Linked DNA regions of Homo sapiens: region 2 is linked to region 1. The links are chromatin loops, found by intact Hi-C in ENCODE. Cell type or tissue: Caco-2. All regions are shown on one strand. Each heading gives the region's core, and the rest is flanking DNA. Links, peaks and the distances in the headings are about the cores only.

Region 1 (8,133 bases), core at 1,693-6,692:
AGAGCAGGGGTCAGCAAACCATTTCTATAAATTGCTAGACAGTCAATATTTTTGGCTTTGAGGACCATATGGTCTTCACTGTAACTATTTCTGCCATTATAGCACAAAAGCAGCAACAGATAATGGAGAAACAAATAGGTATGGGCAGCTAGACTGGCTTCTAGAATTTGTTCGTCTCTGATAGAATCTAGATTCTAGACCATCGGTTTTTGCTGTATGAATATTTTCTAAGATATTCTCTTCGAAATCAATTTTAATGAGATTTCCTATGTGTTTATTTTTTGATAACTGACGAAAATTCATAAATACAGGATTAATTCCTAGATATACATTAAATTAATTAATAGCTGTAAAACTTTTGTAATAGTTAAAACCTTTTCTATGTTAATATTAGAGTATGATTAACTTACTTCTAACTATGTAATCTGCTTCTCATATTAGGTTCCTGTTGCTAGAGCAAGTATTCTTTGGCTAATTGGAGAAAACTGTGAACGAGTTCCTAAAATTGCCCCTGATGTTTTGAGGAAGATGGCTAAAAGCTTCACTAGTGAAGATGATCTGGTAAAACTGCAGATATTAAATCTGGGAGCAAAATTGTATTTAACCAACTCCAAACAGGTGAGAGGCAAATGTTAGTCAACCTATCTAATACGTACTTTCCTCTTCACTCTGATCAAACAGCGGGGGTCTGTGCCTTCATTAGTCTGACCATTCAACAATTTCTAGGTGCCTGTTTGTTTCAGGTTCTATGTTAGATGATACTAGTGCAAACAGATGACATTCTAGTCTAGTAAGAGAGAAAACAGATTAAAAAATGAAATAGTGTGTGTTAATGCTGTAGCAGAAGTATTGACATACAGTGGAATTCTAGACGAATTATAAAGTCTGAAGTCGATGTGAGGTCAGAGAAAATTTTATAAAGGATGAAACTCTTGACTAAGGGCTTGTAAGAGTGGTTTACTGTACAGAAAGAGGAAAGCACAGGGTCAGAGTCAAGAAACAGCTTGGTGTTTCTGGGAAACTTTTTGAAGGTGAGTCCAGAATGGCAGGTACAATGGTCTGAAAGTTTATATCCCCCAAAGTTCATGTGGTGAAACCTGATCACCCATGTGATGGTATTAGGAGGTAGGACCTTTGGGAGGTGATTAGGTCATAAGGGTGGAGCCTTTATAAATGAACTTTATGCTCTTAGAAAAGAGATCCCTGAGAGCTAGCTTGCTGCTTCTGCCATGTGAGGACACAGTGAGAAGGTGCTATCTGTAAATTAGAAAATGGGTGCTCACTAGACACCAGAACTGTGGGTACCTTGATCTTGGATTTCCCAGCCTCCAGAACTGTGAGAAATAAATTTTTATTATTAATTATATTATTAATAGGCTTCCCAGTTTATGGTATTTTCTAACAGTAGCCCAAATGGACTAAGACATTTTGCAGTTTGAACGCATGGAGTGGCTTGTATGCTCTGCTAAGTAGTATGGACCTTGTCCTGCAGAGGAAAGGGAAACCACTTTTAATAGTAGTATAATTTACCAGATTTGCAGTTTAGAATATTCATTTTTTAAGTCCATTGACTTTTTGAGCAGCTGTTAATAAGAGGAATCATTTTTGCTTCCATGTACGAAATAGGGACTTTTCCTATATCTGAATTGCTATTCTCTGTGAGTGGACTTACCTGTTTAGTAAATTGGAAAAAGATTCTTGCTCATTTGCAGCTAGGCTTCTTGGGAAGCTTTATGCTCTGTGTCCTATCTATTTTTCTCTAATTTTCACTTTTCCTCTGACTCTTACTTTTGCCTTTGTGATTTTTTTTCTCCACCTCCCCTCTCTTTGTTTTTGTCCCCTTCCCCAAAACTCTTTCTGCCTAGATATCTCTCTGACATCCTTCATCCCTTCGTGCCCCGCCCCCGTACTACAGTCCAGTGTGTTTGTCATTGTCTCCTTTCTCTTCCATCCCTGTTTGTTTCTCTCTTTTTGTATTTGCTGTGTATCTCTCTATATGTGTCTCCCTCTCTGTCTGCCTTTCCTGCTTCCCCATAGACCACACTTATTTTCTAGTAAACTAATGTTTGCCTTTCAGAATCCTTAGGTCGATTCCTCAAATTCATTTCTATATGCTTTGGGATTATCTTCATCCCTAATCGTGATATGAGTTATCTTATTATAGCTTTTGCTGATTCATCTACAAGATTTGTAACCAGATAATTGCAAATAATGGAGCATATTTCCATTATTTAGATTTTGTCTTTACATTTTAAGTCATCTTTAAAAGGAATCAGTTAATCCTTTCCAAGTGTCTGTAGATTTCTTCATACATTGAGATGCTTTCTAAAAACTGAGTAAAGAAAGACCTATGTTTGCTGTTGAGTTTCATGTTTCTTGATAAAATAGAGGGAGTTTTAGCCTGAAACTCCATGGTGTTCACTAAATCCCTGTGGTATGGCAAAAGTCAATATGATACCTAGACTCTTAGGATTTTTTTCTGTCTGGTTTGGCCACTCTAAATATATCTAGCTTATGGATTATTGTTAAAGTAATACCAAAATCAAATGTCAATCAAGACTTAATCAAACTAAGTAAAGCTTCTTTCTTTGGCTCTTTTCTTTGTAGCTGTGAATAACCAATAATGAAATGTAGTACTGTTTATTGTAGAGCATGTTTCATGTCTTTTTACCCAGTGAATTTGAAGACAACTAGTTTGCACTCAGGTTTTTTTTTTTTTTTTCTTGATCTCTATTATTAATGGCAGTTTTGGAGCTCAGTTTCTGAAGTGTTTTTTTTTTTTTTTTTTTTTGAGACAGAGTTTCCCTCTGTCACACAGTCTAGAGTTCAGTGGCATGATCTTGGCTCACTGCAACCTCTACCTCCCAGGTTCAAGCAATTCTCATGCCTCAGCCCACTGAGTAGCTGGGATTACAGGCATGTGCCACCATGCCTGGCTAATTCTGTATTTTTAGTAGAGACAGGTTTCACCGTGTTGGCCAGGCTGATCTCGAACTTCTGACCTCAAGTGATCTGCTCACCTCGGCCTCCCAAAGTGCTGGGATTACAGACGTGATATTTTATATTTTAGAATGATACTTCTAGGAAACTACAATAGGCCTCACCACCTAATGGTGAAAACACAGTGATTTTTTTTAATCACAAATTTTTATGTAGCTCATTGTTTTTAAGTGATTAAATATGAAAATAGATTAATAGTGTCTTGAAGAGTTGTTCTCTGTTTTTGAATATTTCTCAAGAAGAGGAGATTGAGAGAATTAGCAACTGAAAATTAGTTGTTTTTTGTTTTGTTTTGGAGCAGAGTCTCCCTCTATCGCCCAGGCTGGAGTACAGTGGCGTGATCTCGACTCACTGCAACCTCTGCCTCCCGTGTTCAAGCAATTCTCCTGCCTCAGCCCCCTGAGTAGCTTATTATGGGTGTCTGCCACCACACCTGGCTAATTTTTTTTTGTATTTTAGTAGAGATGGGGTTTCACCATGTTGGCCAGGCTGGTCTTGAACTCATGACCTCAAGTGATCCGCTTGCCTCAGCCTCCCAAAGTGCTGGGATTACAGGCGTGAGCCACTGCACCCAGCCTGAAAATTAGTTTTAAAGAATGGTTTTAAGCACTATCAACTTGATAGAATTTTTAAAATTTGTGTAATCCATTAGATATAAGACAGACTAAAATAATTGTTTTGACTGAAATACTAAGAATTGTTTTCTCTACTTATTTATTTTAGCCATCTTTAAAACTAAGCTAGGGAGAGTCGATTACAGTGATGAGTAGCTGGTTTGCCGTGAAGTCTTGATATTTATTTGTAGATCTGAATTCCCGGTGGCCTAAATACCTCAGTGAGCATTTCTATAATTTTTATTGAATTATTTAGGGTTATAGAGAATGTCTAAATTGATTTTTATAAGATTTAGCATATTGTATTTATTTGTATGTTTGAAGAATAATCAAATAGTAAATTTCTTTATCTGCCTCAAACTATTTTTGACCTAATATAAAAAATAATTTAAAAATTAGTTAGCAGTCTGTTTTGAGTATATCCTAGACTGACCCTACCATAGAAAACAGCTGTAAACTCCAGAAAAATACAAGAAACAAACGACTTTCTGAAGACACAGAATAGTAAAGAAAAGCAAGAGAATCTGGAGGGAAATTCATACTTAGAAGAAGGAAATGGCACAGAGTTATTTTCCCTGTTTTTATGGCTTTTATCCTGAGGACAGTTTGCAGTTGGCACTGTGCACAGTGGCTAGACCTCCAAAAGGAAATTCAAAGTCCTTCTGGCTTGAGGAAGTAGAGAAGAGAGTTCAGGAAAGCTACAGACATTGGAAAGTTAAGGAAAAATAGTAGAAAGGAGAGAGTCAGTGTGGGAGAATCTCAAAATCTGGGAGTAATTGTACCTAAGTTTTTGGCTGGCATCTGAACCATACTTATGCAGGGTGGATTCAGAGAAACACAGCTAGGAATTAAAGAACCAAGCTGAAATTTGAGGTGTACCCAAGAGACTGAGTTTGTACCTTGAACCCCAACAAAGTTAATTACCTGCTAAAACAAATGAAAATCCTGTACTCATTCAAAGAGTTTAACTATGTCCAGAGTCTCTAAAATACATGGCATTCTTAATGTCCAAATGTATCTTGTATATCCAAAATTACTCAACATAAGAAGAACCAGGATGGGGAGTTATTGTTTAATGAGTACAGAGTTTCTATTTGGGAAGATGAAAAATTCTAGAGATGGATGGTGGTAGTGGTTGCATAATATGGTAAATAGACTGCCTGGCTTCAAATCATGTTGTGCCACTTACATGATTTTGGACAAATCATATAACCTATCCAAGATTTCATTTTCTCATCTGTAAAATGGGAATTATTATAATATAGTCAATTTTGCTATATTGCAACATGTATGCTTCTAAAATCATTGTGCTATACAAAATCACACAATAAAAACCATAGGGATTATTAGAAAAATGCAGTTAGAGTGGCAACACTCAAAAACTATATTGGTGACATATTTTTTAAAAAGGAACCTAAAAAAAAAAACCAGAAGTACAATTTTACACGTGTTAAATGGTTAACAAATAAATACTACAATGATACTGCTCTTTATATTGAAAAAGACTTGAGGTTTGCTTATGGAAGAAAGGCTATACTTGTTCAGCGGTAGAAAGAGGGTTAATCTGAAATTGGATGGAAAGTTGTGCCTCCTAATGAGCATGAATATGGCGCATAACACATGTAGATGTTAACCTCTGAAGTACATGTTTGAGGTATGTATGTTTTGTGTATTCCTACACATCTCTGTTTAGCTGGGTGCATTTTTATGCCTTCACCTAGTATTTCTTGCAGAAGAAATCACCACAAAATTCATGTTATGCCCAAATTGTTCCCTAATATGCCAACTGAGTTGGAACAAATGCACATTTTCAAAACAAGCATTAGAGCAGAACTGACTGTACCTACCTCACAAAGTTATTATGAGGATAACATGAAACAGTTCATGTAAAATGCTTAGATTTCCTTGCACATAATAGTGCCTAGTTCATTTTAGTTATCCTTCTTTTGTAACCCTAGCGAGCAACTGCTGTATTCTTCTTAGGGAATATGATGATTTACAGTAAAGAAACTAGTCTAGTTACTGACAAAAAGTGTATTCTTATTAGGAAAAAAAACTACTGATTTGGGTTTATCCTACTGAGATTTTCTAAGTAGGATGCTGAAATCTCCCCGCCCCTCTTTTTTTTCAGTCTGTGAAGAAAAAAATGGTTAGAAATAAGTATCAAGAGTAGAAAACACTCTTAGAATACTCTCACACAGGAGTAATTTCACTTTTATGTGGGGAAAAAGTTGAAAGACTGAAACCAGTTGAAGTTGCTGAAATCTAGAACTGTTAAGGCAGTATAAAGATTTAGCATGAGTTCGTTGAAATAGTCTACTGAAGTTTGAGGAAGAAAGGATTTAATTAAACAAATTAATAACAATTTAAAAGTTAATGAATAAAAGATGCTTTTGATTTTAAACTCTAATAGTATGTCATCTTTTAAATGTAGTGATAAGTGCTATAAGTTAATGTTTTTCTTAGCTCATTTTGATTTTTAGTTATGAAATATTGCAAACCTATGGAAAAGTACATAATAGCATAAATACATATGTGTATATCTACCACTAGGATTAAGTTGATATTCACATTTGCCTTTATTTATTTATTTATTTATTTATTTAATGTAAGATGTATAGAACTAGAACCTCAAGCTTCTGTTCACACGTTCGTTTCTTCCCCATTGGTAACCACTGCCACCTTGTTGGTGTGTTTCATTCAATCATCCCTGTTTTATATTTTTATTATATGAATATGCATCCATAAGCAATGTATGGTTGTTTTTGTGAGTTTTCAAATTTTACATAAGTAGATATTCTACTTTATGTATATGTTTGCAACTTTTTTTGCTTAATATCATGTTTTTGAAATATGGATATGTGTAGATATAATTTAATTACTATCTCTGTCAGACATTTAAGTTTCTACTTTTCTGCTATTAAAAAAGAAAGTGCTTCCTTGAGTTCTTTTTTACTCTTAGTGAGAGATTTTGTAAATCACACTGATGTTTTAGGGATTCCTCCTAAAGTTAAAAGCAGATTCTCTCTTGCCCGTGATTCAGGTCTTTGGAGAAATCTCCTTCCCCCAAAGCCTCTTTAATGTGATTTAACAAAAGGAGACTTGGACACTCTGAAGTGACATCTCTATCCTTTCTTTGATATGTTTTCCTGGCATTGAAAAACTCAAGTAAATATAATACAGAAAGGAAGACCTTACAGAAAACTTTTCAAGTTGACAAAAAGGTAGATACTATTAAATTCAGAAATTACATCTAAGTCACATAAAGAATCCTGTTTAGTCATGAAATTAAGAAACTAATTAGGGCTGGGCACAGTGGCTCACGCCTGTAATCCCAGCACTTTGGGAGGCCGAGACGGGCAGATCACCTGAGGTCAGGAGTTTGAGACCAGCCTGACCAACGTGGTTAAACCCCGTCTCTACTAAAAATACAAAAAAATTAGCCGGGTGTGGTGGCACATGCCTGTAATCCTAGCTACTTGGGAGGCTGAGGCAGGAGAATCACTTGAACCTGGTTGGCAGAGGTTGCAGTGAGCTGAGATCGCGCCATTGCACTCCAGCCTGGGCAACCAGAGCGAAACTCCATCTCAAAAGAAAGAAAGAAAGAAAGAAACTAATTAGATGGAACAACGGTACTGCTTAGGTTTGCCTCTGGTGTAAGTTAAGAATTCTATGTAGAGTTTACTTCATTTACCAAACATATTTGTTTGTATCATCCTGTTAAAAAATAACAGCAATGTAGAACCAATATAAATCTTTACTATGCCGAATGCAGACTTCTGTGTCCTTTTTATGTAATAGTAAAGATATTATTAGAACTATAGTATTAATAGTAAAATATATATTAGGACTATATTTTAAGAGACCTTTTTAGTTATTTGTACTGACTTATAATCTATTAGAAGAAAGCTATTGTTTGAATAAATATTTCCCAGTTTATTGTCAGAGTATTTTGAGAAGTCTTTTAAATAATGTATTTCTTTTTTTTTTTTTTTTTGAGGCGAGTCTTGCTGTGTCGCCCGGGCTGCAGTGCAGTGGCGCGATCTCGGCTCACTGCAAGCTCCGCCTCCCAGGTTCACGCCATTCTCCTGCCTGAGCCTCCTGAGTAGCTGGGACTACGGGTGCCCGCCACCATGCCCGGCTAATTTTTTGTATTTTTAGTAGAGATGGGGTTTCACTGTGTAATAATGAATTTCTTAATTTTTATGTAACAGTTCTTCAAATTCATTTTTCCTGTGTCACAGTGACTTAGAGTCAATCTGAAGAAAATGTAATTGATATAATTAGTGTCTGGATAGCATTAGCCATTAGTTGGTACCAATAATGGTTCCTTAAATCTAAGCAGGAAAATTAGTCTGAAAACAAAATTTAATAAATAGCTGTATATATGATATTGAATATTTTTGTTAATGATAATACATTATACTGTCATTGCTTATCTTGTGTAATTTGTGAATAAAACAAATTTAAAAGTACTATTTAATTAATATCCCATCTGGTTTTGGATTGAGCCTCTGGT
Region 2 (8,133 bases), core at 1,572-6,571, 110 kb before region 1:
TGTTATGTGGATAGTACTTTATCTAAAATAGAAAATATCCTGGATTGATGCAATAGCAGAATGGTGATAACAGAAGAAAGAGCCAGAAGTTGAAGACAGATCATTAGAAATTATTCAGTTTGTGGCCGGACACGGTGGCTCATGCCTGTAATCCCAGCACTTCAGGAGGCTGAGGATTGCTTGAGCCAAGGAGTTCCGAGACCAGCCTGGGCAACAAAGTGAGACCCTGTCTCTACAGAAATACCAAAAAATCAGCCAGGTATGGTGGAGGGTGCCTGTGGTCCCAGCTACACAGAAGGCTGAGGCAGAAAGCCCACTCGAGCCCAAGAGGTTGAGGCTGCAGTGAGCCAACATGGCACCATTGCCGTCTAGCCTGTGCCACACAGCAAGACTCTGTCTCAAAAAAAAAAAAAAAAAAAAAAGAAAAAGAAAAAAATCATTCTGAAGAATAGAGATTGAAAAGAACAGAGCCTTGGAGTTTTGTTGGTTCATTCTAAAGGTCTAACGTATGCATCATTAGAACAGCAGAAGGAGAGGAGAAAGAGATTGGAGTAGGAAAAAATATTTGAAGAAATAATGGTAGAAAACTTCCCAAATTTGATGAAAGATACAATTTTTATTTTTATTTTTATTTTTTGAGACGGAGTCTCACTCTTGTCGCCCAGGCTGGAGTGCATTGTGCAATCTCGGCTTACTGCAACCTCTGCCCCTGGGGTTCAAGCTTCTCCTGCTTCAGTCTCCTGAGTAGCTGGGATTACAGGTGCCCCCGCTCCCCAGCCCCACCATGCCCAGCTAGTTTTTGTATTTTTAATAGAGATGGGGTTTCACCATGTTGGTCAGGCTGGTCTCGAACTCCTGATCTCAGGTGATCCGCCCTCCTCAGCCTCCCAAAGTGCTGGGATTACAGACATGAGCCACCGTGCCCAGCCAAGATACAAATTTATAGATGAAAGAAGCTCAGCAAATGCCAGTTAGGATAAACTAAAAGAAAACCACGCATAAACACAGTAATCAAATGGTTGAAAACCAAAAATAAAGTCTTGAAAGTAGCGGGAAAAAATGGTACATAGAGGGGAACAATAATTTGAATAAATGCAGATTTCTCATCAGAAATCATGGCAGCCAGAAGAGAGTGGAACAATATGTTTCAAGTACTGAAAGAAGAGAACTGTTAACCCAGAACTCTATATCCATTGAAAATATCCTTCAAGAACGAAGATGAAATAAAGACTAAGAGTATCCATTTCTAACATGTTTACTTTAATGAAATGTTAATAGACGTTGTGTAGGCTGAAGGGAAATGATACCAGATGGATATTTAGGCGGACCAATCAAAATGGTAAATACGTATAAAGGACTAATTTTATTCTTAAGTTATCCCACTATCTGAGAGGTTTTTAATATGGGTGGCTAAACATAAAAGCTAGTGGGGAGGTGGAAATAAAAGAGTCTATATGGTTGCAATGTTTCTGCATTTTTCTTTTCTTTTTTTTTTTTTTTTTTTTTTTTGAGACAGAGTCTCGCTCTGTTGCCCAGGCTGGAGTGTAGTGGTGTGATCTCGGCTCACTGCAACCTCTGCCTCCTGGGTTCAAGTGATTCTTCTGCCTCAGCCTCCTGAGTAGCTGGGACTACTACAGGTGCACGCCACCACACCTGGCTAATTTTTGTATTTTTAGTAGAGATGGGGTTTCACCATATTGGCCAGGCTGGTCTTGAACTCCTGACCTTGTGATCTGCCTGCCTCAGCCTCCCAAAGTGCTGGGATTACAGGCGTGAGCCACTGTGCCCTGCCTGTTTCTGCATTTTTCTTGATCTGGTACAGTGTTAACTGTAAGTAGACTGTGTAAGGTTTGCTGTTTCTGTATTTATATATTTATATGTCTGTTTATCTACCTATGTATCTGATAATCCGATAAGTTAAAGATATGCTGTTTGAGCACAAAGGAGATTCATTTAAACCGCTATTGCTATAGATTATGCCTATGATGCATTTTTACGAGGAACCAGTAAATTATATAAAAAGATATAGGCAGAAAGTTAATATAAAAATATGAAATACTAAAAATTTTCTAAGGAAAAGAGAAAAGAGGAAGTAGGAGAACAGAAAATACAGGGAATAAACAGGAAACGGATACTAAAATGGTAGACCTGAATCTAACCATGTTAATAATTCTATTACATGTAAGTGGTCTGACATTACCAATAAAAAGAGATCTTCATATTGGATGAAAATGTGAAGATACAACTGTGCTCTTTGTAAGAAACCTACTTTTAATATAAAGACATAAGTTATAAGGAAGGAAAAATGCATACCATACAAACACTAACCAAAAAAAGTTCAGATGAATCTATTTATATCAGAGAGAGTAAACTTTTGAACAAATAGTATGGTTAGGATAAAGAACATAACAATAAGAGTCATTTTCCCAAAAAGACATAATAATCTTACATGTGTCTAACAACAGAGCTTCAAAAACGGAGTAAAAAAAAAAACCTGTTAGAACTGACAGGAAAGATTGACAAATTCACAATTATAGAGACGTCAGTGCTTTTTTCTTAAAAATCAATAGAATAGGGAGATAGAAAACCAATAAGGAAATTTAAGACTAGAATAATATCAACTTATATGACCTAACTGACATTTATAGAGCAGTCTACTCAACAGTAGCGAAATATACATTCTTTTTATTATTATTATCTATATTATTATCTATATTATCTATATATTATAATTATTATCTATATTAGCAAGATAGACTACATTCTGGGCCATAAAACACAATCTTAACAAACTTAAAAGAATTAAAATTATGCAAGTGTGTTATCTGACCATATAGAATTAAACTAAACACAGTCATTGGAAGAGATCAAAATTTTTTTAAAATATTTGAAAATTATACATCAAACTTATACATTTAGAAATGATGACATGATCCATGAGTCAAAGTCAAAGTAAAAGTCACAAGGAAATTAGGATGAAATTGAAAAACCACATATCAAAGTTTGGAGGATTTAGGTAAAACAGTACTTACAAGGAAATTTATAGTAATAAAAGCTTATGTTTGAAAAGAAGTATTTCCAATCAGTGCTCTGAGCAGCTACCTTAACATAGCAGAAATAGAAGAGCAAATTAAACTCAAATTAAAACTAAAGAAAGAAATAATAAGGTAGAGTAGAAATCAATGAAATTGAGTAGAGAAAAACAGTAGAGTAAAATCAGTGAAATGAAAAACTAGTCCTTGGAAAAGATAGATAAAATTGATAAACCTGTAGACAGAGTGACCAAGAAAAAACAGGACAAATTATCAATATCAGAAATGCAAGACCCTGTTGACATTTAAGGGATAATTAGGGAATATTTTAGGCATCATTAGCCCCATAAATTTGACTACTTTGTTGAAATGAGCAAAATCCTTCAAAGATAAGCTATGATGTTTACTCAAGAAGAACTAGATTATCTGAATAGTCCTATATCTAATAAAGTAATTGAATTTTTCATTAAAAAAATTTCTACAGGGAACGTTCAGTTCTACATAAGCTCTTCCAGAATATAGAATATGAGAAAATACCTCTGAATTCAATTTCTGAGTTCAGTGCTATCCTGGTCTGAAAACTAGACAAAGACATTATGAAAAAATTAAATTATGTCCATCTCCCTCATGAACATAGAGGATTGGATGGAGAGTAAATCAGTCAAATTTCCCAAAATACAGTGCTGTTAGGCTATACCCATTGTAAGTAAAAACATTGATGTTGGGGCTGAGGCCACCAAAGGTTGAAGGATGAAAAAAAATAAAAGTCAAATGTGTGAAGTTAGAGAACAGGTATCAGAAACTGATGATCACTCTTTTAATCAGATGCCTGCAACCAGTGAATGTTCTTTGGGGCACTCTGGAATTCCATCTCTACCTTGGGTAGAAGCTATCTAAGAGCTTAGCAGAGGGCATGATTAGAACCTAGGAGAGTTTAGAGCTACAAATGACCTTATGTTATCTCCTCAACTTTTGCCCAGCTGCTCCCTAAACATGACTCTCACTTTTTACCTGAAAACTTGTCTTCCTTTCTCACCTTTTATCTAGAGAGTCACCTTCAAAGGGCAGAATCGCTGGTACTGCAGCTTTTTCAAATATCAGGAACTTCAACCAAATAAAATGAAAAAGGACATATTCTCCTATGCTTTCCACCTATGAACCTTACTTTTCCCTCAGGGCCCAAATGTGGCTCCCCTCAATTCCTATGCTCCTTGTTCTGGGTAAAAGAGTACAAGGGGACCAGGAACAGGGTTTTTACCTAAAGCAGAAGGGAGAGAGGGTGGGAGAAGTATGTTATTTGAGTGGATAAGGAGGAATACTGAGAAGGACTGCCCGCTTTCAAACTGAGGTTCAAGGAGTCTAAGAGCTTCTTTGCTGGTTTCTTCCTTTCTTCATGTTGGGAAAAGGGCTTGTGGGGTGTCTGTATAAACTGGCCATAAAAATATGGGACAATAAGTTGTGGAAGCCACAAGAGGCCTCTGAGGAGGAAAGTCTCCTAATTGCCATCATGTTCCCATGCTCAGAGGGAGACCCGCTTTCTTATCTGTAAACACTGTGTTCAAGGAGAAAGACACTCCTTTGAAACACTGGAATGTGAACAGGCGTGCAGGCTCCTAGTTAAGCCCGCTCCTACTAGCTGCTCTCTGATAAGTTAAAGATAGGCTGTTTGAGCACAAAGGAGATTCATTTAAACCACTATCGCTGTAGATTACGCCTATTACGCATTGCCTCCCTTTCACTGTTTCGCCCTGAACGTCTGCTTCTCAGATCTAAGTGATTGTACTCAATAAATAGTGTGGAGACCAGAGCTCTGAGCCTTTTGCAGCCTCCAAAAGTACAACTGGCCCCCTGGCTCCCCACCTTTACTCTTAACTTGTCTCTTCTCAATCCTTTGTTGCCACCGGACTTTGGGTACCCTATGGGTGGTTTTGAGGCTGGTCCCCAACACTCCACAATTTCTACTTTGTTTTTTTTTTGAGACAGAGTCTTGCTCTGTCACCACGCTGGAGTGCAGGGGTGCGATCTTGGCTCACTATAACCTTCGCCTCCTGGGTTCAAGCGATTCTCGTGCCTCAGCCTCCTGAGTAGCTGGGATTACAGGCACGTACCACCACACCCAGCTAATTTTTGTATTTTTAGTAGAGACAGGATTTCAGCATGTTGGCCAGGATGGTCTCGATCTCCAGACCTTGTGATCCACGCTCCTCGGCCTCCCAAAGTGCTGGGATGACAGGCGTGAGCCACCGCACCTGGCCACAATTTCTACTTTTAGGATTGTACTATGTCTTGTCACTCAGTCTACTTCTCTGTCTGTATGCCCTCCTGTAGTGATCTCATCCCTTTCCAAATGCATATTGCTAACCAGTGCTGTCTCCTGTATTCTGTAGCCTTTATTCCCATATATTCAGCTGGCTTCTCAGCATATCTGAAACCAAACTCTGGATTGCTCATCTCCCCAAATACCTGCTTCTTCCCTAGTCTTTCTCATCATAGTAAATGGCAATTCCATTTCTCCAGTTAGTCATTTGTAGTCCTTCTTCTTTTTTTTTTCTTTTGAGTTGGAGTCTCAAACTCTGTCACACAGGCTGGAGTGCAGTGGCGTGATCTCGGCTCACTGCAATCCCCGGCTCCCAGGTTCAAGTGATTCTCCTGCCTCAGCCTCCCAAGTAACTGGGATTACAGGCATCTGCCACCATGCCTGGCTAATTTTGTGTTTGTGTGTGTATGTGTGTGTTTTTAGTAGAGACAGGGTTTCAGCATGTTGGCCGGGCTGGTCACAAACTCCTGGCCTCAAGTAATCTGCCAGCCTTGGCCTCCCAAAGTGCCGGGATTACAGGCAGTAGTTCTTCTTAATTCATGTCCCTTCTTTCTTATATCATATATAATCTATTTTCAGAATAAATCCCAAATCTAGCCCATTCTCACTGTGCTCACTATCTTTCCTCTGCATAATTGCTGTAGCCTTCTGTTTTCCATGGTATCATATCTTCTGGTCTATTTTTCACATTGCAGCCAGAAAGATCCTTTTAAAATATGAGTCATTGCTAAATATTTAATGATGTCTTTCCTCTGCTCACAACTCTCCATTGGTCTCCTGCTTCACTCATAGTAAAAGCCAACTCATTTTACAGTGGTTTATACATTTCTGACCTTATCTCTCACCATTCTTCCCCTCACTTACTCCAGTCTGGCTCTCCTGGCCTCCTATTCCTGGCACATGCCATGCCTAAACCATTGTTTCCCTAGCTAGTCACATGGGTCCCTTCCTCTCTTCCTTTGCATCCCTGCCAAAAGGAAGGCCTTTTCTGACCACCTTATCTAAAAGAGCAACTCCCACCTCCACCTCAGCACTTCTCATCCCCCGATACTACTTTATTTTTCTCCACAGTAGTCTATTGCCACCTCACTATTATTGTTTATTGACCCTTGCCCCATTAGAAGGTAAGCAGCACATGGGCAAGGACTTTGTATTGGTTATGGTTGGATCCCTAAGGCCTAGGATGGTCCCTGCTAGAAAGTATCTTCTCAGCAAATATTTGTTGAGTGAATTTGATTGTGGTGTTTTTTTCCTTCCCCATATTTGAATAACGTTCTGCGGAATAAAGTTAGATAGTCATGGAGTAGGATACCATAGGACAGGATGTCTGACTTTAGGTAATCATTGAATGAATGAATGAATGAATGAATGAATGAATGGCAGGGGTCCTACAGAACATTTAATCCCTCTCTTTTCTTATTTCAAAGATGAGAAAATGGAGAGAGGTGTACAAATCATAGAAAGATGTCTTAGCTTCAGTATTTTGTAAACCCTCCATAGTGCTCAGCAGGTTTCACAAAATACTCAAAAGAATGTCACAGGTAAGGAAATAGAATATAAAAAGACTAGCTTGTATTCAAGAATATTTTAAGGCTATCATATAGAAAGTTCTTATAAGAAATTGGTAACGGGGATTCTAATGCTTCAAGTATCACATATTTATATAACATTTGTTGTAAATTAATAAAGCTAATATCTTTTTAAAGGCAGTTTATTAGATATGGTATGTAATTCATAAGGAATCCCTTTTCCCCAAATTACCCTATAGTTTGAACTTTATTTTGTGGTTACCAAAGTCTGGACTTTTAAAAGATATAAAGTTATAATCTGAGAATGAGAAAGACAAAATGGGAATACAGATAGATATAAAACTAAAATAAATAGAAATGTAAAATAGTGCACAGGAAATTCTAAATGATAAGTGTAGATTAAAATATTCTAGAGGAGGCTGCACATGGTGGCACGTGCCTGTAATCCCAGCAGTTTGGGAGGCCGAGGGGGGTGGATCACTTGAGGTCAGGAGTTCAAGGCCAGCCTGGTCAACATGGCGAAACCTCGTCTCTACTAAAAATACAAAAATTAGCCAGTGGTGGCATCAGGTGCCTGTAATCCCAGCTACTCGGGAGACTGAAGCAGGAGAATCGCTCGAACCCGGGAGGCGGAGGTTGCAGTGAGCCAAGATTGTGCCACTGCGTTCCAGGCTGGGCGACAGAGTGAGATACTGTCTTAAAAAAAAAAATTCTGAAAGAAATTAGGATTGGGTGACACAGTGGCCCAGGTGTTAGGAGATGGCTGTAGCAAGGGAGAAGGAGTAAAATTTGATGATGCTTTAGATAGAAGGGGAGAACTTAGAAAGCTGGGGCCATGATCTGAGCAGAGGCATAGTGGGGCAGCCAGAGAATATTCTAGTAGTGAGTAAGGTCATTTTAATAGAACCTTAGGTCAGAGAGTTTAAGAACAGATGTTAGTGCACATTGTGAGAATATTTGAATGTTACATAAAATCATTTGGACTCCAGACAGTCAGAAGCTTTTGAAATCTTTTACGGGGGCTGACATGTGCAAAGTAGTGTTTTAAGCATATTAAACTGTCAGTGATATACATTATGGATAGGAAGAGGAGACTGAAAAGTTCTCTGTGAGGTGATACTGACCCATGCTAGGATAATAGCAGTGGAAGGGATTAACATGTGTTCTGAGAAGTATTAGCAGGACTTAGTTACTCTTCTGTGAGAAGAGACCAGGGTAATTTTGTGGTTTTTGGTATCTAGGAGAACTGTGGAAA

What was found. A loop is a pair of places that touch in the nucleus more often than their neighbours do. Peaks named below come from ENCODE experiments on the same cell type or tissue, not always from the same donor. Only the 100,000 strongest peaks of a DNase experiment are listed, where the experiment ranks them.
Region 2: a loop joins it to region 1, with 4 times the contacts of the local background. A loop is called at or near these places in 1 of 110 quality-filtered maps.

Annotation. Positions count from the first base shown.
Region 1 is chr5:78,133,628-78,141,760 of GRCh38, reverse strand. It overlaps AP3B1 (adaptor related protein complex 3 subunit beta 1), which reads left to right. Exons shown (of 27, transcript NM_003664.5): 15 at 442-618. Among named protein-coding and RNA genes, the nearest start is that of AP3B1, 160 kb to the left of the region's middle. In Caco-2, for the core only: no CTCF peak of the experiment used is centred there; no DNase peak of the experiment used is centred there.
Region 2 is chr5:78,241,869-78,250,001 of GRCh38, reverse strand. The region is part of intron 2 of AP3B1 (adaptor related protein complex 3 subunit beta 1); the gene reads left to right. Among named protein-coding and RNA genes, the nearest start is that of AP3B1, 49 kb to the left of the region's middle. In Caco-2, for the core only: no CTCF peak of the experiment used is centred there; a DNase peak (open chromatin) is centred at 4,651.